Regions from separate parts of the Homo sapiens genome. Here all the other regions are linked to region 1. Evidence: chromatin loops called from intact Hi-C (ENCODE). Cell type or tissue: OCI-LY7. All regions are shown on one strand. Links, peaks and the distances in the headings refer to the core of each region. The heading gives the core; the rest is flanking DNA.

Region 1 (7,676 bases), core at 2,157-6,156:
GGATGGGTGGAGAGTGGAAAGAGAGAAGAAAAGGTCCCCACTTCCCCAGCCACCTTCATTTAGGTATGGACCTTTTCACCAGTGTGTGTCTGAGGCTAGATCTCTTGAGTTCATTCTCTGTTCTCCATTTTGATTTGATATTTTTTTTGCTTTATGCTATGTACTTAAGAAAAGGTCATCTCAAAGCCTTTTGGGAGGAAGTGGGTCTAAATATGTAAACATAATTAAATCATAAACACAAACCACTTAAAAAAAGACATTTTGGAGAAATGTGAATAGTTTAAAAATGGGGCAGATGCTCGGCTTCCTGACAGGTACCTGAGTTTTTATAGCAGTTTTATTTGTGATGGCCCAAAGCTGGAAACAACTAAAATGTCCTACAATAGATGAATGGTTAAACAAACTGGTACGTCCATACTATGGAACACTACCCAGAAATAAAATGGAATGAACAGTTGATTCCTTTTGGCCAAGTCTCAAGGGCATTATGTTGAGTGAAAAAAAGCCAATCTCAAAAGGGCACATACTGTCCGACTTCATTTATGTAACACCCTCAAAATGATGGACATTTCAATGTGGAAAACAGATTGGGCCAGGAGCTGGGACGGGTGGGAAGAGAGGGGGTGAGTGTGTCTGTCAGGAGAGCAGTGGGGAGATCTTGGTGTTGATGGGGTGATTCAGTGTCTGGATTTCGGTGGTGATCTCATGAGTTTACATATGTGATAAAATGACATGGAACTATATGCACACTTTATACCGATCAATTTCCTGGTTTGGCTATTGTGCTAATAAGATGTAGCCACTAGGAAAAACTGGGTGAATCTATATTATTTCAGGTAAGGAAATATGGGGCAACTCCCGTGAATTTATATTATTTCAAAATAAAACGTTTAAAAATGTAAATAATTAGGCAGTTTGAGGTTCTGCTTGTGGGGCGACGGGCATGCCCTCATGGCACACCAGGAGCTGTCTCGGGACCTGGGAAGGGCAGGAGGGCGAGGGGCTAGGGCGATGGAAGGGGGAGATCAAGAGTGGCGCGGCAGGGGGAGAGCGCCCTGAGCCTCGCTGGAGCCCATCCCGGCATGGCTGCTGGGACCGACAGGCCGATCGCGGGCCGCGAGCACATCTCACAGAGCCTGGGCACAGAGGGCCCGAACTGTGCCCAGCGAGGAGGACGCGTGTGGGTTTTGCCTGCAAGGGTTCTGACCACTTGGGGACAGCGAGGGCGCGTAGAGGCGCGGAGCTCACTACGCGCCGCCTCACTCTTCCGCGCGAGGTGCCGGGTGGCCCAGCAGCAGGTGCTCGCGCGCAGGTCCAGAGCGGCGCGTTGCAGAGCCCGCTGTGCCACCGGAGAACCGTGGAGCAGCCAGGGCCGCACTCGGGCGTCTGTCCCCAGCCTCATGGTTGCCAGCAGAGCTGGCGCAGGGGCGCGCAGGCGGTGAGAGCAATGATCCAGCCACCTGGGGCAGCTGTGATTTACCCCAACCTTGGAGTCCACACGGCTGATACCTCAGGCAAAACATTCCCGCCCGCTCTCTGGCCTCCTCGCCAGCCACCCTGGAACGCTCCCCTCTGCTGTGATCCAAACGCAGTTTCCCCAAAGCGATCTACATTGATGTGGCTGCCTTGTCCCACAACTTTACCAATCCCAGACTCCAGATCAACACCTTCAACATGAGACTGAGCTTGCCCAGCCTACATTCAAGGTTCTTGGTAATTGGATGCCGGTCCACCATTTGTGTGCACCCTCTGCTGCCCTTTCCCAGACATCTCTGCCTCCTCTCCATGGGACTCACCAAGGACCCAGTATCAGCCTAACTAACTGCAGGGAATGGCTTTCTCCTCCTCTTCCTTCTCTTCCTTTTGGCAAACTCCTATTCACCTGTTCAGGCCCTGCCCAGATACCTCTCTTCTGAGAAGCCTTCTCCGGCCTCCCTCCCTGACCGTGATTATATCTACTCTCCTGTTCTCTTGCCATGATCCTGGAGTTTTGTATTTAGCATGTCCTGCCTTTGTAGGCTTATTTTTGGTCACAGGCTTTTTGGGAGTCAGGACTATGACTTTCTCCATCTCTGAAGCACTCTCCTTTCCCCCAAGCACAATGACATGTTAGGAGCCCAGTATGGTTTGTCACATATGTAGGGCAGGGGTTAGGGCCACCGTCATTCAGATGAGGCTGGTATGAAGGTTTCAGGCTTCCAGGGCCCAGCCAGTTTGTGAAAACAAGTGGTGAGTTCTGGCCTCTTGGCTACTTTGTCGAGTCATCCAATGTAATGCTCCTATTGGCTGAGTTCCTTCTGTGTGTCCCATCGTGCAAGGTTAGGTACTGTTGCATGGGCCATTTTACAGATGAGAAAACCTAAGGCCCAGAGGGAGTTACTGCCTCAGGCAGCAAGGGGAAGAATTGGGATTCAGACTTAGGTTGGCTGATGCAAGAGCTTCCTGCCCTGGTGCTTTCAGCCTTTTCACAATCCTGGCAAGTTCAGGGGAGTGGGGATGGCAGAGTCCTAGCTCCAACCTGGCTGTGACCCCAAACCCTGCTTGGGGAGGGAGCCCTGAAACGCTCTTTCCAACTTCAGTGGGCTGTGGGACAAGGGCTCCAGAGTGTACCGATGAGGGCTGCTAAGTGGTCTCAGGAGAACCTCAGTCCCAGCCCCAGCCCTGGTTTTGTTTCCATGTGGCTTTGGCTCAGTCAGGGCTTCCAGGAGGGCTTGGATCTGCAGATTTATTGCCGTGCTCAGGAATTTCTTGTCCACCTCAGATATGGGTGTCTGGGGGATGGCCGCCTGGACTGGGAGTAAAACTGGGGTTATCTTGATCTCCAGATGAGGTTGTATCTGCTTGTGGAGTTGCTGGGGAAGGCTCTTTGCCTTCGATCTTGCTCATGCTCTCCTTCCGGCCCCTGATAAAGAGTCCCAAACACAGGGCCGTAAAGGTGGTCATAAAAATGGAGAAGAAATGCTGGCGCAGCTGGCTTATCAAAGCGTATCGCGACGCCCGCCAGGTCTCCCTACTTCAAGTTTATTTCTCCTCCTCTGCTTTCTCTCAGAAGGTGTCTCGTAAACAGCTAAGAGGGTCATTTATAAATGTCTTCTGCCTTCATTCTCAGCACAGGCACTGCTGCCTTGCTGTCTTCCTGCTTCCAGGTATGTGGATGATAAAGAGATGGTCCAGGCATGGAGCATGGTGACCTTTTTCTCCCGTCTTCCAGGTGCCAGCTGAGATGAGACGTGGAAGCTGGAGGGGTCCGGCATCCCAGAGAGGCGTGAGGCTCCCAAACGTGAGTGACAACGACCCTGGTCTTGCCGGCATCCTCCCATCATATTGGTGGGGGGTGGGGGGTGGGCTGACCTCTGAGGGGACACCTTGCCATGGGCTGGCCTCTGTAGTTAACCCACATCACAGAATCAATCCTATGGCATCAGAGCTGAACAGACTTTAGAGATTGCCTTGTGCAAGTCTCTCATTATTCTAGTGATGCCCAGGGGTGGTGGGGGACACTTTCCTGAAGTGGAACCAGAGGCAGAACTCGAATCTCTTGCCTCCTGACTGGGTGCAAGAAGCACAGCCTTATAACCATAACAGCAATAATCCCTCCTGCGTGTTTCAGGATGTGGAAGGCTTTGATGGTTCCCATTTTGTCTGATCTTTGCAGTGACTCCTTGGGCAAAACATGTGATTCCCATTTTACAGATAAGAGGAGCTGATGCTCATAGGTGCTGGGTGCCTGGGGCCAGCTTGCCTGGAGCCTCTCTTGACAGCTGTGTTCACTCTTTGGCCCTTCCATTCTTGACAGAGTTTTTTTGTGGAGTTTCTTCTCATTCATTTTCAAGAGCAGCTCATGGGACGTAATCTAAACACAGCTTTTGACTCCCTAGTCCTCCTACCCTAACCTCCTGAACTATCAAACCCACAGCTTCATGGTCATGAGACGAAGCAAAGTGGGGTATTTCCCTGGGTCTTGGTCCCACGTCCTGGGGGTCGTTTGGGATCCTAGCAGGTGAGAGGCTCGTGACTGGGTTTGGCAAAGCTCCCCAAATGGTGAGAAGCACTGGGGACTCAGAGTCCTGGGCGAGAGGGCCCCAGATTTTGAAGATGGGTGGGTGGGGTGGTCAGAATGGGTGTGGGGTGGGGGTCCCTGGCTGTGGGAGCATGAGCCTTGCCTGAGTCCCTGTCTCTCTGGCAGCACCCAGTGCTTGGCATGCAGCAGGCACTCAGGAAATGCAAATTGTACAAATTAGCTCAGCCTCGGTGGCCATGGTAACTGCACCTGCCTTGACCACAGAGTGGCTTCCCCTTTTTTTTTTATAGCGCTTTTTGTTAAAAGGTATCTATGTATTACACCATATCTATTTAGAACCTCCCCCCTTGCCCCACCAGAGTCAGGTAAGATTGTTTTCACATTGGCTGCTCTTCAGCCCAGCAGGACTTGGTTTTGCTCTGGGCACATCCATCTCTTGCACGAGGTGGGAACTCATTCTGCATTTCTGCACTTCCAGAGCTGATTCCTTCATGCAGGCCGATTTTGCTTGTGAATAGGCCTCCAAAAATAAGTTCTCTGTGATTTAGAAGACTAGGTTCTCCCTGCATTCAGGAGCAAACAGAGGCTTCACGTGGTCTGGTGACTTCACTGGGGTTGCGCAGAGAGCTGGTGGCAGATCCAAGGTTATGATCCTGGCCTCAGTGTCTCTTTTTGCCCCTTGTTTCTTATTCTTTCCCAGAATAACTTGCTGAGTGGTTAGGGGATGTGCAGGCTGCTGTGGTGGTGACCCCTGTGAGGCCAGGTGGGGGAAGCCCTTGTGTCTGCCTGGTGCCTGTAATATATTTGAATTATCTCCGCAGATGAGCCCTGATTTAGCAAACAGTCTCGAGTAAACCTAGCTTGAAGACAAATACAATTGACACTGGGCTTGAGTGGTTCAAAGGTTATTGGCACAAAGCTGTCGGCTTTGTTTAGCCAAGGGGCTGTATTTATGATGGGTGATACGCAGTGCCATCCATAACTTGCCGGCAAGAGGGGCTGACGTCGGACCAGAGACAGCTTATTTACACTGAGCCTGGAGTTTAGTTTCTCTGCTGGGACATGCAAAGGCAATTCGATTCTTGGCCAAGTTGCTTTATGGGTTGATGGCTTAGGTCTGTTGTCATAATTTGGGTCATCAGTTAACCTTGCTGGGGAGGGATAGCACCCCTCAAGGGGATCATTTCCTGGGTGTGTGTACAGCAGGGTGAACCGGGGGAAAGGTGGAGATGTAGGAGAGGTCTTTGGGGCTATTCAAAGGATGTGATCAATGGGTTTCACATTGACCCCTAATTTAAGCCTCACATACACTGGAGTAGCAGCACGTCTGAGTCCCTGGGGCCTGGGACTTGATTCCTCCCTGTATCTCTTGGATGCTTTGGCTAGTTTAGGGGAAAGGAACCATGGGGCAGACTTGCACTGAAGAGATTCATGTGGTTGCAGTGCTAGACAGGCAGGCTTTATAGACACTGGATTCCTTGGGAGAGAAATTATCCCAGGAATGAGCAGACTGTGGCTGTAAGGAGCCACGGCCAGTGCAGGCAGAGGTGTGTGAGGTTGCTATCAAAAGCTAGCCTGTGGTTTGGCTTTTTGGGGAGCAGCAGGCAATCTGTATCAGGGCCTTACAATATGCTTCTCTTGGTGACCCATTTATTCCATTGGCTAAAATCTATCCTGAGGAAATCGTCATAGATGGGGACAAAGATTCATGCACCTGGATGTTCACTGCAGTGTTATTTATAATAGCAAAACAAGGAACAGGTTAAATGTTCAACAGTAGGAAATTTTTATTACATTAATTATGGCATCTCAATAAAATGGAATACTATAAATTGACTCAATTAATGTATATAAAGAATGTTTTATGATTTGCAAAAATGATGCTAAGTAGGAGAAAGAAATATTTTATAAATTGTCTGTAAAGTATGTTTTCTGTTGTATAAAACACAGCAGAATGTAAGTGAGTTAGCTCAGATGGTGGGGTTCTGATTGTTTAATTCCCTGACCTCTTCATGGAATATATTTTCAGTTTCTACTATATTACTTTTCAGCCTCAGGAAATATTATTGAATAAATAAACAAGAATCAAAGTTTACACTTCTTTGGTGGTCCCTACCCTTCTCCAGACCTCAGTTTCCCTGGGCCTAAGAGGAGATGCTGGGCCACTCTTGTTCTGCCCTGGCTTGAGTCCTGGGCTAGGAGGAATGATCCTCTGAGCCAGTGCTGGCAATGTGCCTGTGATCACCATGTCCTGGGTCTAATGGGCCACCTAATTTTAGTGCATGCTGGGGCAGCTGCCTAAGTGTGGCCCCAGCTGCCAGGCAGACGGTCAGGGCAGTGTTGGCAGCATCGGCAACCTCTCTGCCAGGCTGGTGAGGTCAGAGCACAGCTTGGGACCCGGCTGGGTAAGTCACAGAGCCGTGGAGGAATTCTCCAGTGTACATGACACAGAACATCACAGCCTGCATTTGGAAAGAAATCCACTAGCCTGGATCCTTGGATTGAGCAGACGGGAAGGGGGTGCCTTTGGGGAGTGAGGGAGAGGAAAGGCCTGCATGCTTTAAGTGCTCAGTGTTATTTTCCTGGAATTCCAGAAGTCACTGTGCTCTCAGGGTTCCCAATTTATGGCTTGAACTTGTCTCTGAGCCCAATTCCATTTGTCAACTGGGGACTTGCATGGAGACATGAACGTTTCCCTGAAAGGTCTTGGCTGAGGGCATCTTCTGATAGTGGGCAGCTGTGGGCACTGTGTCCTTCGCCAGAATAGCTGGAGTGTAAGGTCTTCAGGGGTGTGAGCTTGAGAACATCTCTACCAGGAAGATGGTTGAAGGGCAAATGGAGGGCAGGGCTCGGTTGGTGAGGGAAGATGGGGATGCTCTGGCCTCCTCCCTGGTCTCCTGCCTTCAGCTTTGTGTCACTTGCTTTGCAAGTCAAGCCACCTTTCTAAACCCAGCTCTTATTTGTCACCCTCACCCTCACCCCCGTCTTGGCTCTGCAGAGGCCATTAATAAAGCCAAGACCCCTGACTGTGGTGTTCAAGATCTTTGCCTAACTTGACCTCAACCTATTTTCCTGCTTTTTTGCTCACATACTCCCTACCTTAGCTAAACCATAGCCTGTGCCTTCTCTATTCTTGAACACACCATACATTCTCATTTCCCTTAGGCTGAAATTTTCTTCTGTGACTCTACCTCAGTTTAGTCACTGTTTATTTATGGAACACCTACTATGGGACTGGGCAAGACTCACCAGACAAACTCCTATTCAACCCTCAAGACCCAAATGTCTTTTGGTCTGACATGCCCTCATCAGCATGACCTCCTAGGTCATCCCATCTCTACTGATGATGATGTTTTATATCTCGTATTCTTGGAGTGTTTTGTCTGCTTTTCCCACTGGGCCTTGGTAACTTTCCTCTGGGCTCCTGGCGCAAGGCATAATTTTCTCTAAATAGCTGTTGGGTGTCGTCATACGGAGAAGAGTCATTAGTGAATGCCGACAAAGCAAGTGAAAGGATCTATTCCCTGGAGTTGTAAGGACATGGGATAATGATAGTAAATAGTGTCAGTTTACACTTACCAAGCACGTACCATGTGCCAGGCACTGTACCAGGTGCTTTCCATGCATTAACACATCTAGTCCTCCTCGACCCAAG
Region 2 (7,676 bases), core at 2,453-6,452, 120 kb after region 1:
GACACATGTTTTCTACATATTTATGGCGTACAATGGGATATTTTGATACACGTATATATTGTATAATGATCAAATCAGGATAATTAGCATATCTATCACCTCAATCATTTATCATTTCTTTGTGCTGGAAATGTACACAATCCTCTCTTCTAGCTATTTGAGATATTGTAGTGCCTTGTTGTTGACTATAGCCACTCTACTGTGCAATAGGATGCCAGAACTTCTTCCTTTCTAATTGTAACTTTGTACCCATTGACCATCCTTTCCACATCCTTTCTCCAGCTTCACTCCCCAGGCTGTGGTAACCACTGTTCTACTCTCTTCTCTGTGAGATTAACTCTTTCAGATTCTGCATATGAGAGAGATCATGTAGTATTTGCCTTTCTGTGTCTGGTTTATTTCACTTAACATTGAGTCTTTCAGGTTCATCCATGTTGTCACAGATGATAGGATTTCAATCTTTTGAATGGCTGGCTCGTATTCCATTGTGTGTATATACCACATTTTCTTTATCCATTTATTTATCATTGGATACTTAGGTTGATTCTTTACATCGGTTACTGAGAATAGTGCTGCAATCAACATGGGAGTGCAGATACCTCTTTGACAAACTGATTTCTTTTCCTTTAGATATGTAACCAGCAGTGGGATTGCTGGATCATATGGTAGTTCTGTTTTTTATTTTTGAGGAACTTCCATACTGTTGTCCATAGTGACTGTACTAATTTATATGTTGACCAACAGTGTGTTAGGGTTCCCTTTGCTCCATATCTTGGCTGACACTTGTTGTCTTTTGTCTTTTTGATAGTAGCCATTCTAATTTGAGTGAGGTGGTATCTCATCATTGCTTTGATTTGATGAATTAATGATTCTCTGATGATCAATGATGTTGAGCATTTTGTCACATACCTGTTAGCCATTTTGTATGTCTTCTTTTGAGAAATGTCTATTAACGCATTTCCTTTGCCCATTTTAAAATTGGATTGTTTTGCTTTATTGAGTCGAGTTCCTTATATAGTCTGGTTATTAACCCTTGTTAGATGAATAGTTTGCAAATATTTTCTTCCACTGTGTAGACTGTCTCTTTGCTCTGTTGTCTGTTTTCGCTTTGTAGAAGTTTTTTAGTTTGATGTAATCCCATTTGTCTATTTTTGCTTTTGTTGCCTGTGCTCTTGAGGTTTTATCGAAAAAAAAAATCCTTGCCCAGTCCAACATCAGGAAGCATTTCTCCTAATGTTTTCTTCCAGTAGTTTCATGGTTTTGGGTCTTACATTTAAGTCTTTAATCCATTTTGGGATGATTTTTGTATATGAGATAAGGACCTAATTTCATTCTTCTGCTTGTGGACGACCAGTTGTCCCAGCACCATTAATTGAAGAGACTGTCCTTTCCCCAATGTGTGTTTTTGCACCTTTGTCAAAAATCATTTGGCTATAGATGCAAGGATTTCTGGGCTCTCTATTGTGTTCCATTGGTCTGTGTGTTTTTATGCCAATATTATGCTGTTTTGGTGGCTATAGCTTTGTTGTACATTTTAAAGTCAGTAGTGTGATGCCTACAGCTCCCTGCCCACTGCCCCCACCTCAGGATTGCTTTGGTTATTCAGGATCTTTTGTGGTTCAGATCCATGTTTAGCTTTCACTCTACCATCACTGACACTGAAAATCTCTTTCCTAAGGGCTGCTGATCTTCTCCTGAAGTCTCAGAACAGATGGCTGCCAAGTAGGACGTCCTTGGAGAAAGCAGATTCTGGGCTTGCCTGGGTCTTGTCTCTCTGTTCAAGTGTCTTTTGGAGCCCTGGGCTGTGTCCTGACACTCCCATTTACTACCTATGAAAGGCAGTTGTTTTACCTTTCTGAACTTCAGTTTTCGCATCTGTAAAGTGGGACTTTACCTTGCTGAGTGAGGATTATTAGCACAGAGCATGTGAAAGGTATGGCATCCAGCCTGGCAGCTGGTGGTGCAGTGAACATTGGGGCTCAGTTGCATGTAGACACCTGAGAGTTCTTTGGGATCCTCCTTGTCTTTCCGTGGGAAGCTGTTGGCCGAGGAGAAAGTGCAGAGCAGCAGCTGTGAGGGGGCCACACACATGGGCAAAGATGTACATTCTGCTCAAGCACACTCCTGGGCTCTGCCAGAAAGGGTCTTTGGATGCCCTTGGAGACCATGGAGAAGGGGGAAAAGAGGGAGGCAGGGGCTCTGCAAAGCTGTGTTCAGCACCAGCCTGGCAGAGACAATGATCAAACATCCCTGCCTCCCCATGCAAGGCTGGCTGAGGGTTCAAGGAAGCAGGCTTGGGGCACTCCTAGCCTCAAAGGCTGGTTCTGGAGGCTTTTCTGGCAGAGCTGGCCAGGTTCTCTACCTTTTGAAGGCAGGTTGGCTGGAATAACGAAGATCTCCATAGGTGCTTTCTGGGCAGAGAGTGTTTACACAATCCAAAATTTGTAATCTCTTCTGGGAGACATGACTGCCCTTAGGGACTTCTAGTAGACCAAAAGAAAAGAAAGAAAAAAAAGAAATCCCCATGGCTCATATTTGGATGGATATTTTCAAGAAAAATATCTGGTCTAGCAAGGCAGCCCCTTGAGAAACTAATTGTGCATCAAGGTGGTACCAGGCAGGCATTTTCCTGGTTGGGGGAGGGGGGCCTCTCCCCTCGAACTCAGCAGGAACAATGTCTGAATCCTTTAGATTTTTGCAGCCCTGCCCTTCTCTTCCTAGCATACTTCTCTTCCTAGTGGTGCCAAATTTTATGAAGCTAAAGCACCCAAACTGAGCATATCATTTGTACCCAGAGAAAATTCACAGTTCGTTTTGTGCTTTCCAGTGAAGCTGCACCCAGCAACCAAGCAGAAAGCGCCCCTTCCCTCTGCCCTGGGGTCCAGTCACAGGGGCAGGATGGTGGTCAGACCAAGAGGTGACACTCTGGGCCCTTGTCATTTAAGCAGCTGGCCTCTCTGGCTGGCCTGGATTTGTTAAGCCCAGGCAGCTCCTTGACTCCACAGATGGTCACCAGGTGATAAGTGATTGCCCAGCCCTTCCTCCTTTGAACTGAGCATTGTGTCTCTTCTTCCTGGGAGCTGTTTTGCACTGTCAGTTCCTAGGGATTAGGTGCGTGTTTAGGCTGGATGAACTCATGAATGAAAATATTTTGCTTTGTTCTTTCGGCAGTGGAGACCTGTACAGTGAGTCCCTCTTTTCTCTCTCCTGTCTCCCCCAGCACCACCTGCTCAGGTCCACCCTAATAACATCAGCCAAGGCCTCTACAGCAGCCCCCAAGCTGCCTCTGGATAGTTCAGACAAGGCCTCTGTGCTGTGATGGAACCAGGTGACCCGCAGCCTCCGGGCCAGGTGAGTGCTTTCTTGATATTTTCTTCTGGTTCATGTTATATTCTTCAGCACACGATGGCAGAGGGGCAGCCCCAGCCTCTTCTGTGTTAAGAGCAAGGGAGGGGTTGGGGAGAGGAATCGGCCCCGTGTTTATGTGCTTCGCCCAGCTTTGATTCCGGTGCCGTGGACTTCCTGAAGGTCCTGGGGGTGTGGGTCATGAGACCAGGGAACTGAGTCAGCCCTGTCATGTTGGAAGTATGGGCTCATGGAAGAGGCAGGAGGATCAGAGTTCAAATCTTAGCTCTGCCTCCTTTTAGTTGTGTGACCTTGGGAAAGTCATGCCCAGTTTACAGATGAGGATCCTGGAGTCCCACATCTTCCTTGCCAAACTGCTCTGAGGCCTGTTAGTGTGTCTGGTGCCAAACATCATGCCTGGCATGGAGTTGGCATTATGTCACACCGTCCTTTTCCTGCCTTGTTTATGGGCTTGGCTGGACCAGCAGTCTGGGCCAACACCCACCTATGCCCCATCCCCATACCCTGAGAATGAGGAAGACCCAAAGGGGTGCTTATGGGACCTCAGTGTGATGGATGAAGGCATCAGCTCCTAAGAGAATTATCACTGCAATTGATAGGTCGATGATGTTGCTGGCTGGCTGGTTCACAGCCATGGCTAATTCCTACCATTGCGTGTCTCTGGTGCTCCCTGGGAGCTTGAGGTCGGTGGTCATTCTCCAGAGCGCAGCTGTCTTACTACCACCTCCTGCAGGGAGTTGCTGGGTACTGCCTGTAGAGGACATAGGCTGGTGGCTACTTGGAATCTGTTCTGGAGTGCAGTGGATTGTATTGCTTAGTTGTAATAATTTCAGTTGAGGATTAAAATAAGCCTTGGGCCGATGGCTGGTGAGTTGGCTTGGCTGGGTGGGTGAGAGGAAGTGTATGCATACACCTAGGTATATGCCTCAGTGCCAACTCCTGTGTATGTATGTTGCGAGGTGGGGGCGGGGTGGGGCTGGGATTATTATTAGGGTTTTCCTATTTTGACATCTAACCAGTGGCTTTATCAATGAACAATTGTTTTAAAAGTGTTATTCTGCACAAGTAATATATATTAATATTAGAAAAACCGGGAAAAGTAGAGGTAACCACTGTCAACATTTTGAAGTTTTTTCCCCTATAAATATATGTGTTACTTTTTCTTACAAAATAGTATGATCCATTTTTTTAAACTTGTTCTCTTTGCTTAATAATATATCATGGTGGCCTTTTACCCTGACACCATCATTTGTGATGGTTGCATGGTAGGAATGTTGGCCTGTGGTATGAATATACTATAGTTTTCAAAACCACACTCCTGTATTTGGATATATAGGTTATTTCTGAGTGTTAGCCCTCACAACTACATTGTAACTAACATCTTTGTTCCAGCATTTTGGTGTACTTTTCTCTAAGAGAAAAGTTTGGAAGTTGAATTTTGGGGTTAAAGGGTGTCTGTGTTTTTTGTTTTGTTTTATTTTATGTTTTGTTTTTTTTTTTTTTCTTTTTTGAGACAGAGTCTTGCTCTATCGTCCAGGCTGGAGTGCAGTGGCGCGATCTTGGCTCACTGCAACCTCTGCCTCCTGGGTTCAAATGATTCTCATGCCTCAACCTCCCGAGTAGCTGGGATTACAGGTGTGCGTTGCCATGCCCAGCTAATTTTTTTGTATTTTTAGTAGAGACAGGGTTTCACCATATTGTCCAGGCTGGTCTCAAACTCCTGACCTTGTGATCCTCCCACCTCGGCCTCCCAAAGTGCTGGGATTACAGGCGTGAGCCACCATGACTGGCCCAGGTGTCTGTGTTTTTTAAGCTTCTGATACTTTTAGCTAAATAGCCTTCTAGAAAGTTAGTACTGAGCTAAGTCAGAGGAAAACAATTCCTTTCCCCTTCTGCATATGTTCCCTGGGCCTGCCCTAAGTTTCTAAAGGAACAGGGGAGGGGACCAATGTGTCAAAAAGCCCCTCAGGTTCCTGCCAGATCTCTCAGGTGCTGAATCCATTTTACATATGAGGGATTGAGGCCCAGGGAGGTACAGGGACCAAGTGTATCTGCCTGAGGAGGGCCTGGGAGCCATGGCCTGGCTGAGCCAAAGGCATCATAGGGCGTGAGGGAGCCAGCTGCCTGCGCTGGGCCCAGTGACCTGGGAGGCAAAGGAAAGGCCTTGGGCTGGTGGTGAGAAGAGCCAGGCAGCAGGGTGGGAGAGCTCTGGACCTCCAGTCCCTGCTGGCTTCTTCCTCAGGGACAGGGAGCCAGTGCTGTCTGGGTGGGGTGCATGCTAGAGCGGGGAAGTCCATTTAGAGGTTCCAGTGAGTGCCAGCCTCTCAACCCAGCCCTTCTCCAGCTCCATCCTTCCCCTGTCCTGCCTACCGGGCTCTGGAGTGCATCATGGAGGCAGGGATGGGCTGGCACACAATGGGTTCTTCTCAGAGGCTTGAGCAAGTGCCAAGCCGAGGGGATGGTGGGACTGGTACCTAGAGGGACAACAGTCTAGTTGGGCGATGGGATGGAGTCCTTCAGTCCAGAGGTTAGGGAATGGTGTCTGAGAAAGTTTGGGCTGTGGGAATCCTTCTTTCGGGTGGTCCTTATCAAGCAGTAACTATGGGCCAGAGCCTGGCCCAGGAACTGGGGATATAGCCTAGGTGAAGAGGACACACCAGCCTCTGCCCTCAGGTGGTCACAGTCCCATGGGGATGACTGACTGGGACAGGCATTGGTGACTGATGACTGCACTGAGGCTGTGGGCATGCGGAGGAGGGCCGCTTGGGGAAGGCTTCTGGGAGGAAGGCACATCTGGCTTGAGACCTGAAGAAGCAGGGAATGGAGGGTATGGGGGAAAGGGCATGTGGTCACGGCAGAGCGGAGAGCATAGGGAAAGGCCTGGATGTCAGCAGCAGGCTGACGAGTGGCCTCTGGCAGACCTGGTACACTTCTCAGGGAAAGCCAGCTCTGTGAGGGTGCACAGGAGGTGGACCGCCTAGGAGGGAGCCCCCCAGGGCACCAGGCAGGGCAGCGTTGAGGAAGCTGCAGTGTTGGCCCACCTGTGGGTGCTGCCAGTGGCATCATGGAGCTTCTCTCCATGGGCCAGGCATGGCAGGTAGGGCAGGGTCCATGGGAGGTGGTGAGGTGGTGGTCAGGGGAGCCTAACCACCCTTCTCTTTACTCTGAAACATACAATCTCGATTCGCTTTGGAATGCATCCCTCAGAAGGCTAGGAAGACCATTTCTCTTGGTTCAGAAGCTCCATGTTCTGCACCTTCCTCCTCCAGTAGGGCCTGAGAGCCTCAGGTGAGAGAGAGCCCAAGGCACCCTTGCTATCTGGGGAGACTTCATCTTGGGGGAGGAAGGCAGGTCCCTGCCCAGTGCTGCTTCTCTCACCACCACCAGATCCCTCTCTGGTGCCTCTGGAAAGATGTCCCGACTTCTCACCCAGGCACACAGGCCCTGTGGAGTCAGCCTCATGTCCCACATCTCAGCCTGCACACCCACTACATCCACGGGTCCCGCTGTCTGCCCTCCTCCCCAGGGGACACTGGTGCCCCCACACCTCCACACCTGTGCTTATCTCACTTCCTCTACCCAGGTCCCTGTCTCTTTTATTTAAGTCCTGCTCATCCTCCCAGGTGGCCATAGATCACCACCTCTGAGAAGCCTCCCTAGCTTTCCTAGCTCTCTTAGGCCGAGTGCAGCTCTCCTGGCTCAGGGCACCACCCTTGGTGCTGGTGGTTGTCACTACCCCACACACTCCCTTGTGTTGGTGCTGGTTCTGCTGGCAAAGGACTGCAGGATGAGGGGCTCCTTCAGCCGGCCTATCCTTCCTGTGTGTGTCCCCATGGGGCCTGGCACCCCGACACTCTGTAGGGGCTCAGGACCCCATTTGCTGAGGTGAGACCACATTTCCTCAAGAAGTGGCAGGAGTCACTCAGTGGGCACGTCTTCACCCCCATGTTCTAGAGTAAAGCAGTGATGCCGCGCGGTGATGCCACTTTCTGAGCATGACATGGTTAGCAGCACAGGCTCAGAAGACAGCAGATCTGGAGGGAGGCCTGGCTCTGGCTCTGACTGTCTGTGTAACCTCAGGCAAGTCATTTAATCTTTCTGAACCTCAGTTTTCTCATCTGTTTAATGGAGACAAAAATCTGCCTTACAGGAGTGTTGAGAGCATGGACAAAGACAAGGGTGTGTCATCCTCCTAGCCCCAGGGCCCCTCATGGCCCAGTCTCTGCACACTCAGGCAGCCAGAAGTAATTAGAAAGCTGACCCTTTATTGTCTTCTGAAAGAAGGCTGAAGGTTGGGCATCCCTGTCCTG
Region 3 (7,676 bases), core at 2,453-6,452, 140 kb after region 1:
AGAGGTGAGAGTATTTTATTTATGAATTCATTTTAAATTACTTTCAAAATCACTTTTAATCAAATTAAGACGCTCCCTCTGGGATTCTGTCAAAGCATCAGAATAAGAGGGCATTGGCTTGGAGCAAGGTATTTTAGGACAGGTAACCAGTTCCCATTGACTTGCTTTCCTGGCTGACATGGACAGGTAGAGAAAGCCTATGTCATTTTGCTCTCTGAGATCCCTGAAGTGTATTTATTTCCTTGTAAGGAGGAAGGTCCCTGGGAATTGGAGGCCTGGATCCCTCCCAGGGGTGAACTCTGTGTGCCGAATGTTGGTGATATTTCTCCCAAGACTCACCCAGATGATTGCTGGGCTCCTGCCCCTCCCCATCTTCCCAGCAACCCACCACACTGAATTGATTGGGTTTACTGGCCTCAAAGTGGCCAAACCTGAATTTGCCTCAGCTTCTGGTCAGAACTTCTGACTAATGAAGGCTGACCCCTGGTGAATTTTCAGAAGCCATGACTTGCCTGCACTGAGCCTATTCTGCTGATAAGATAGGCTTTTGTGCAGAGCAGGCAAGAGGGTAGCAGCTTCAATAAGGTCCATATCAAGGTGATACTAATCCTTCGGCTGGCTAATGTTTGCCAAATAAATAGCCTCATTAGGAAGGGCTATAAAAGCCCGATAAGATTCTTCTAATTATCCCCCAAAGCACAGATACTTGGGGTTTCAGTTTAGCATAATAGGAGACGTGGAGAAAAGAGGGAACAATGTGTGTAAGTGAATATTTTCAACACCGGCCTCACCGCCGCTAACAGCGGCACATCTAGCATTTCATATTTTGCTTTGCCAGAGCAGCAAATTGCTGAACAGAAGGGAAAAAAAGACAATTACATATTTTAGGTTACTATTTCACCTTTGCAAATCAATATACAAGCCATTAAAAGTACATTTTTCCATGAATGATAAGTGTAATTACCTCTTCTTGCCATAAAAACTTGTCCTTATTAAATGTAAATATTTAAAAATGATTGAAATATACTTGAAGGGTGCTTTATAGCTTGATTTTATATGCTGACATCTGGGTTGCCTTTCCTAAAACACTCTATTTCTTGGAGAGTTATTAAATTAGTATTTTGAAAGGACTAACACTAGACTTGTTCCTTGTTTCCATTTTAATTTCGTACATATTTAGATTTACCAGGAATTCGGAGAGGGTTTATGTTTAGCTAATGCATCATTATGTTTGCGGGGCTTGCACACACGTAGAAGCCATGATATTGTTTGCAGAGGGAATCTTTCAAGAATTGGTAACTGCATCTCCACATTTATTTTGTACCCTTGCAAAGTATAAAAATTGAGATTCCAAGATTTCTGGCTGTAAATGTTTAATTTTCCAATTCTTCTTTTGAGCAAGGAAGATTGTTTTAAATATTTACTTAGCTTTTAATTGCACATCATTTCAGATAGCGAATGCCGATCAGTTTTATTGTAGCTCTGTCGGAGGTTATTTAACTCTTAGAAAGATGTACACTGTGATACTTTTTTCAGCTTCACTCTTTGGAAGAGATTTTTTTTTTCTTTAAACATTATTATTTTTAGTTGCTGCACTCTACCTCTATTTTTGGTAAGGTAAGACTGTTCAATTCAATACTTTGAGAGAATTTCAGACAATGATAGAAAATCTAATATTTGAAAATATAAGCTTCACTAACATACCTAATTCCAGATGGCAAAAAGACCTTGCCCAAAAATGTGAAAGAATTCAGTATGAGTGGCTCAAATATTTTTTCATGATAAACAAATATTTCTGGGATGGATGTGTTTCTGAGCTCTGCATAGGAAAGCAGCCATCCATGCAAGCCGTGCTGGGCTACCCTTCAAACCCTCTTTACTCTTTTCCTTTCACTATGTTAAATCCTTGAGATGTGTAAAGATGTTATGATAGGCAGTGGGTCAAGTAATCTGCACATGTAGCTTTTTATAAATTTTTCTTTGCAGAGGAAAATTTTTCTTCAAATAAACCTCCCCAAATAAATGGTTTGTAAAAACAAAAGTCTATTTGTTTTGAAATTGCACACAAGAAAACATGTTATAACAATATCTTTGAGTTCCGCCTGAGAAAAGAAATTTACCTATAGTCAGCGATTTCCTTCATGATAAGGCTTTAAAAAATAAAGTTGTCTCTTGGGAGAAAATAAACATAGCGAAGTGGAGATATTTATAATGAGGTGCCTTTATTCACTTGTCCAGTGGAACTGTTTAACTGTTGTTTTATCTCTCCTCTCTTTCTTTCTTTATAATTATGTTCATGCAAATTCCTGAACCTTAAGCATTTTAGAAATGTGTTATCTTAAATTACACAGATACTTCTTGAATGTGCAAATGTGCCATTTTTTCCCCCACTTGAAGTAGAAACTGTAAACAAGTCTTGAAATTTTTTTTTGCCCAAACTCGTGGCAAAATGTCTGGGGTTTGGGGCTATTTTCACAGTGCCACTGAAGGTGAGCAAACGAATGGGAACATGCGCCGATCACCAGTCAGTGACTTGGGAATTTTTCAGGAGGCATATTTTCTTACGTTAATGCTTTTGTAGATTCCATCGATGTTCAGACATCAAAGGGCATGCAATTAATAATGGGCATCTGGAGGGCCGATCACATGTTTCCGATGTTAAAGTGGTGAACGACAGGAAAATCGGCCACGGTCAGGTATTAGCTGTAATCATTTTTAACCAACAACGAAGGCTTCTCTTTTGTGCCTCTGCTCTCAGAAACGCAAGCCTTCCCATACAAAAGGGTCCCATAGATGCTTTTCTGCTAGTGAATGAGTGAGTGATAAATGATTTGTAGACCTACGTCTCAGTGTTGATTCAAATAACCTTAATTTCTCCAATAAACTCAAACCCAATTTTGTGTGAAACCCCACATGGACACAAGGCAACAGACAGTTGTATTATTTGAATCTTTAGTTAATTCTTTCAGGTTTGCTCCTTTATTTGTATTTTTTAAAAAAATAAACGAATATTTTCTAGTACTAGAATAAGATTGCTTCAACCAAAGGTGACCTTATGAGTTATTTATTTCCTGTCTTTTATAGTAGCCTGTTTATCTTTTCCAAAGTGATGTATGTTACCCAATTCCAAGTAATATAAGATATGCAGGTAAGACTGTGTTAAAGCTCAACAAAAATGTTCTAGAGAAATACAGTGCTTTGGGCTCTAAACACTCCAGCAGGTATAGAAACCTGCAACTCTTTAAAAATAATTCTCATTTGAGTAGGTCACAGATAATAAAGGAACACTTGTTTCTGGGAAATTAAAAAAATGACATGAGGGGAAAATATTTATTTGCTTTCTACATTGGTCAAATGACTAGTGGATATTAAAAACCTGTAAAATAGACAGATGCAACCAATTCTCTTTCATTAACAAATATTGCAATTTCACAATAAAGTAAATGCATTAAAAAATGTCTACACTTCTGAGAAGCTGAAATGGTCAGAACTTGAGCTTGCTTTAAATGTTTAAAGACTGATATTCTAATCAGTTGGGGGAAAATTATTATTATAAGTCTTTAAAGAACTAACTTGAATTTTAAAGCCTCCTTTGGCTGTTCAGGTAGCAAAAACTCTGATCAACTCTGTGTACATTTCTGTACATTTGCCTCTTGACTCAATCTGCCCGGTCACCAGCTTTGTTTTCTTTCTAAGTATAAGCCGTATGTATCGGCAGCACATTTTAAAGTTAATTTGAAGCAGGGTCTATATTGCCGTCAGCAAATATGTTATAAGCTTATTATTTAATAGTGATTCCGGGGTAAGGCCATCATCTCCTTCCTAAATCCAAATATAAAAGTTGAAATCGTATTTGTTAAAACTGTCATGTTGAATTTGTGGCCCAGATTGTTTTCCCGAGGCCTGCTGGGCCAGAGCTCGAATGCCGCTCCCAGCTGCAGACACCCCAGCCCAGGAAAACTGCTCGCGGCTGAGTCGCTGAGCCTCTCAAACCGCCTGCTTCCCCCAAACAGAGCCACGGCCCAGCCGGCTCGCTCATGGCTTTTCCACATTGTAAAATCATTTGATTTATTTGTTTGGTTTGGTTTGGTTTTTAGAAGCGCTGCAGAAATTATTTCCTACTGGCAGAGAGGGCACTTGGTGTTACACTACATTAGTTTCACATCATTAGTTTAGGGTTCTCAAACTTAAAATGGTAAAGTATATGCGAGGCTTCTAGAGACCTCAGTTCTGACCAGAGCAGAACAAATTAAACCTGATGGATTCCTTTCGCTGCCTGTGTAGTGTGGGGCAATGCAGAACAAAGTGCTGTGGCGTTGCGGAAGGGGTTCCCTCTGGCAGTTTTGGAATTTGGTGGTAGGAAATGTTAGTTATTTATAAAAAGGAAAAATTCCTCTGTTACCATTCTGGTTTTCACAAAAACCGTAATTTTATCATCACGGCTTGTAGCAGGAAGCCAACAAGGGGTGCCGATGACGGCCACGACCCCGTATCTCTGGGCTGTCTCTCTCACCTCCATCGGCCACTGCCTGCTTGCTCTTTAGGAGCAAAGGACATGATTTAGAAGTAATTCAAAACCCCGTCGCGGGACCCAGAACAGCCCAGATGGTCTGGCCCTGGCCTGGGGTCTGCGGGGGTGGGGGTGCCAGCCCCGGGGGTGGAGTCGAGGTCGGCTCCCGGCCAGGTCCCGCGACGGGTCTGCACGCAGCCAGGGAGGCCTGAGGGGGCAGCTGCGGGGCTGGCGGCCAGGAGCTGCTTCGCGGCTTGCGGCGCAAAGTAGAGGCCCCGCTAGCTCGCTCCCGCACGCCGTTCTGCGCCTTCTCTTCCTAGCCCCGGCAGGCTCTGTCTTCCCCCGTGGGTCGCAGCGAGAGGGAGACCTCGGCCTCTGCCGCTGCAGCCTGAGACCCAGCCGCGGGCCTCAGGTGCGCGCTCCCCGAAGCTCTCCTGCCACCTGTTGGCCGCCGGTGGTGCTGACGCTACGGGGAGAAGCCACGCTTCAGTGGCTTGCCTGGAATTCATGACTTGTGCGCTCCACGTCCTGGGCTGGCCGACCTGCTGAGGGTATCTCTGAGAGCAGGAGCCAGGCCGTCCCGGGCTCTCCTGCGACAGTGCGGTGGGAGAGCCTTAGCGGGAGCCAGGCTGCGCCATGGCTTCCTCTGGACAGTTCTGCTGGCGTGCCCTGCTTGGCGGGGTACAGTGGGGCAAGCGGGGTATAAACCCGCTTGTTCAGCTTGGGAGCAGGCTCTACTTCCCAAGAGCAGCACAGGGGCTTCCGCCGGAAGTCAGGAAGAAGGTTTGAGGAGCTTCAGATCCAAGGACGGTGCCATGCCTTTTCATTGGAAGTCATGGACCACCCTCAAATATCATGGATTAGCCATTCTGTTCCCAGGGGCTGGGTTCCTAGGTATCCACCACAAACAGGCTTGAATCTACCCACACAAACAACCCTATCAGGAAGTCTCCAGCAAAGTGGGGCTCTTGGTGGCTGTTTTGGGTTTTGGGTAGAAGGTAGTATAGCAGCTATATTTCTAAACCATGGGGGCAAAACTAGATATCTATGTCCTGAGGGGACTGAGTTTTGTGAATGGATTTGGCCTGTGAGGATGTCACATGGGGCTCAGTAGCACTGAGGGGAGAGGCTGTGTGTGGTGATACTCTCATTCCTGTCTTGGGGAAGGGGGCCTGGAGCCATGACTTTCCCCTAGGCCTTTTCAGAAGGGGCTGGGAATCACAGTAGATGTTTGTCAATGGAGGAGCCTTGGCCCCATTTCAGACGCAATGTTTTCTCGTTCTGTGGTGGTTTTATACACAAAGGCTGTGTCCTGCTTGGCCACGCCTGCCTGCAGCATGTGCAAGCATGATACTTGGCGTCTGGGTGCAGCAGGGCATCCGTGCTCCATGCTGCGCGTCCAGCATGGCTGGACTGCCCTTGCACCCTCATTTTACCAGCACAGGTCAAGCAGTTCCCATGGGGCCTTCAGCTGGTAGCAGCAGGACCCATGGGTATCTAACCCAGACACCTTCTCTCTCCCCTATAGAGGGAGTTGGCTGTCAAAGCCCAAGGATGTCTGTTTTTAGGTGATTGTCTCCTGGCTTATCTGAGGCCAAAATGTTCTTACCTCCTGGTCTCTGAGATCATAGAAAGAGACTCTGGTATTTGGCCAAATGGCTGCTCAGAACCTAGTCCTGAAAAGTTATTTTCTTAGTCAAGGGGCTCATGCAAGCCCTGGACTAGGGGTGATTTAGTTGTGTTTTTTCAGCTCACCTCATAATTTAATGTAGAAAAAATTATTTGGCATGTTTTCTCCTGGGTGCCGACTGCCTTTAGAGCCAGCCGTTCTGTACGGAGAAATGCCCCGTAGTCAGAAATCTTCTTGTTATGCCAGGTCTGCGCATTCAGGGACTGCGAGTGGCTCACTGAAATCTCTGAGGCTGGCCAGCCAAGGAGGGAGAGGAATCCTACCTACCCTGGACTTACATTTTTATGGAGAAGAAGGAATGTTAGGAAAGTCAGTAAACTTTTAGTCCCTCCTGGCCCCATGAACATGAATAGAAGAAGAAGAAAAACCCTAGCCGACTGGTTATTTACCCCGAGCACAAAAGCAGCCCCCCTCCCATCATCTCCCTTTTATTTCCAGCCACTCTGACAGAAATGCATTACTGGCTGAATACACCTTCCCACAATGCCATCCATCACACAGGTATTGGGGGACCAAAGGTAAGATGAACTTTAAACACACCTGGCACAGCTGGCTCCCACCTTTGTGCTTGGAGTGGCTGCCAGCCAGCTGGCTGCCCTGTCCCCCTTCTCAGGCTCTCCAGAGGAATCCCAGCAGACTGACTTCTTTTTGTGGCCACATATTATTCTAAAATCAGGCTATGCAACTGCCTTGGGAGAGTCTGGGCAACCTCTCTTGTAAGTAGCCCTCTCAGCCCCGTAGGGCTCCAAAGAGCTTAAAGCTGCTCAGTCATGAGAATTTTCCATGGGAGGAAAGACTCTCTGGGGTCCTCCACTCTCTCACCTTCAGAAGCAAATAGAACAGGTCTTCCAAGGCCCCCGAGTGATTCCGCCCGGCGTGTTGCTGATGCTGTCCCTCTAGTACTTGTGGATTCTTTGGAAGAGAAGGTGGGTGATTGAGCTGTGGACCGCTTCTCCAGTTTTATGCATCTGGAACTGAGAGACTTTCACAGAATTGTAGCAAATAAAGAGAGAAAGTACTTTATTAGCAGTTATTCTTTACATCACTAAACTCCTGTCTCTCACCCCAGGCAGCTTTAAGATGCAGCTCAGCTCTCAACCTTGCCTATGACTGGGTAGGAAATTACCCTGTCTGGAGGGAGAATGACTCCTGAGTCATTCTCAGTCTTCCTCCCCAGCTGCTGCGAGTTCATTTGTTTTAACTTTCCCTCTCCCAAGATAACATATTCCGGGGGCCAGTGAAAAGAAAATGTGGTGTTGGAAGGTCTTTTAAGTGGGAACATTCTTGGTTGTGAGGCTGAGCTGTTCAGGAAGACCTTGATGCTTTCCTGGTTCACAAAGCCGAGAGGTGATGAGGCTATAGTGGCACTTTGGATTTGGGGGTGATAAGACTGTTTTTTGTAAAACACTGGAATTCTCTGTGATTATCAGTTGGGGAATTCATCATGGTATTTATCTGGAGAGGAAAGAAGGCAAA

Evidence for each region. Hi-C counts contacts between places; a loop is a spot of excess contacts. Peaks named below come from ENCODE experiments on the same cell type or tissue, not always from the same donor. Only the 100,000 strongest peaks of a DNase experiment are listed, where the experiment ranks them.
Region 2: it touches region 1 in a loop (2.3-fold over the local background); 4 of 110 quality-filtered maps call a loop at or near these places.
Region 3: a loop joins it to region 1, with 5 times the contacts of the local background. A loop is called at or near these places in 12 of 110 quality-filtered maps.

Annotation. Positions count from the first base shown.
Region 1 is chr5:135,049,243-135,056,918 of GRCh38, forward strand. PITX1-AS1 (PITX1 antisense RNA 1) reads left to right here. Exons shown (of 6, transcript NR_161235.1): 2 at 3,212-3,280. Among named protein-coding and RNA genes, the nearest start is that of EPIST, 13 kb to the left of the region's middle. RefSeq lists enhancers at 1-57, 1,237-1,821, 4,269-4,328. In OCI-LY7, for the core only: no CTCF peak of the experiment used is centred there; DNase peaks (open chromatin) are centred at 2,409, 3,803, 4,289, 4,879 and 2 weaker places; H3K4me3 peaks cover 3,066 bases; H3K27ac peaks cover 4,000 bases.
Region 2 is chr5:135,170,822-135,178,497 of GRCh38, forward strand. It overlaps PITX1-AS1 (PITX1 antisense RNA 1), which reads left to right. Exons shown (of 6, transcript NR_161235.1): 3 at 3,221-3,351. Among named protein-coding and RNA genes, the nearest start is that of LINC02900, 74 kb to the right of the region's middle. RefSeq lists a silencer at 2,886-3,044. In OCI-LY7, for the core only: a CTCF peak has its summit at 4,078; no DNase peak of the experiment used is centred there.
Region 3 is chr5:135,186,586-135,194,261 of GRCh38, forward strand. The region is part of intron 3 of PITX1-AS1 (PITX1 antisense RNA 1); the gene reads left to right. Among named protein-coding and RNA genes, the nearest start is that of LINC02900, 58 kb to the right of the region's middle. RefSeq lists a silencer at 4,656-4,835. In OCI-LY7, for the core only: CTCF peaks have their summits at 4,939 (motif pointing left) and 5,143; a DNase peak (open chromatin) is centred at 4,896; H3K4me3 peaks cover 980 bases.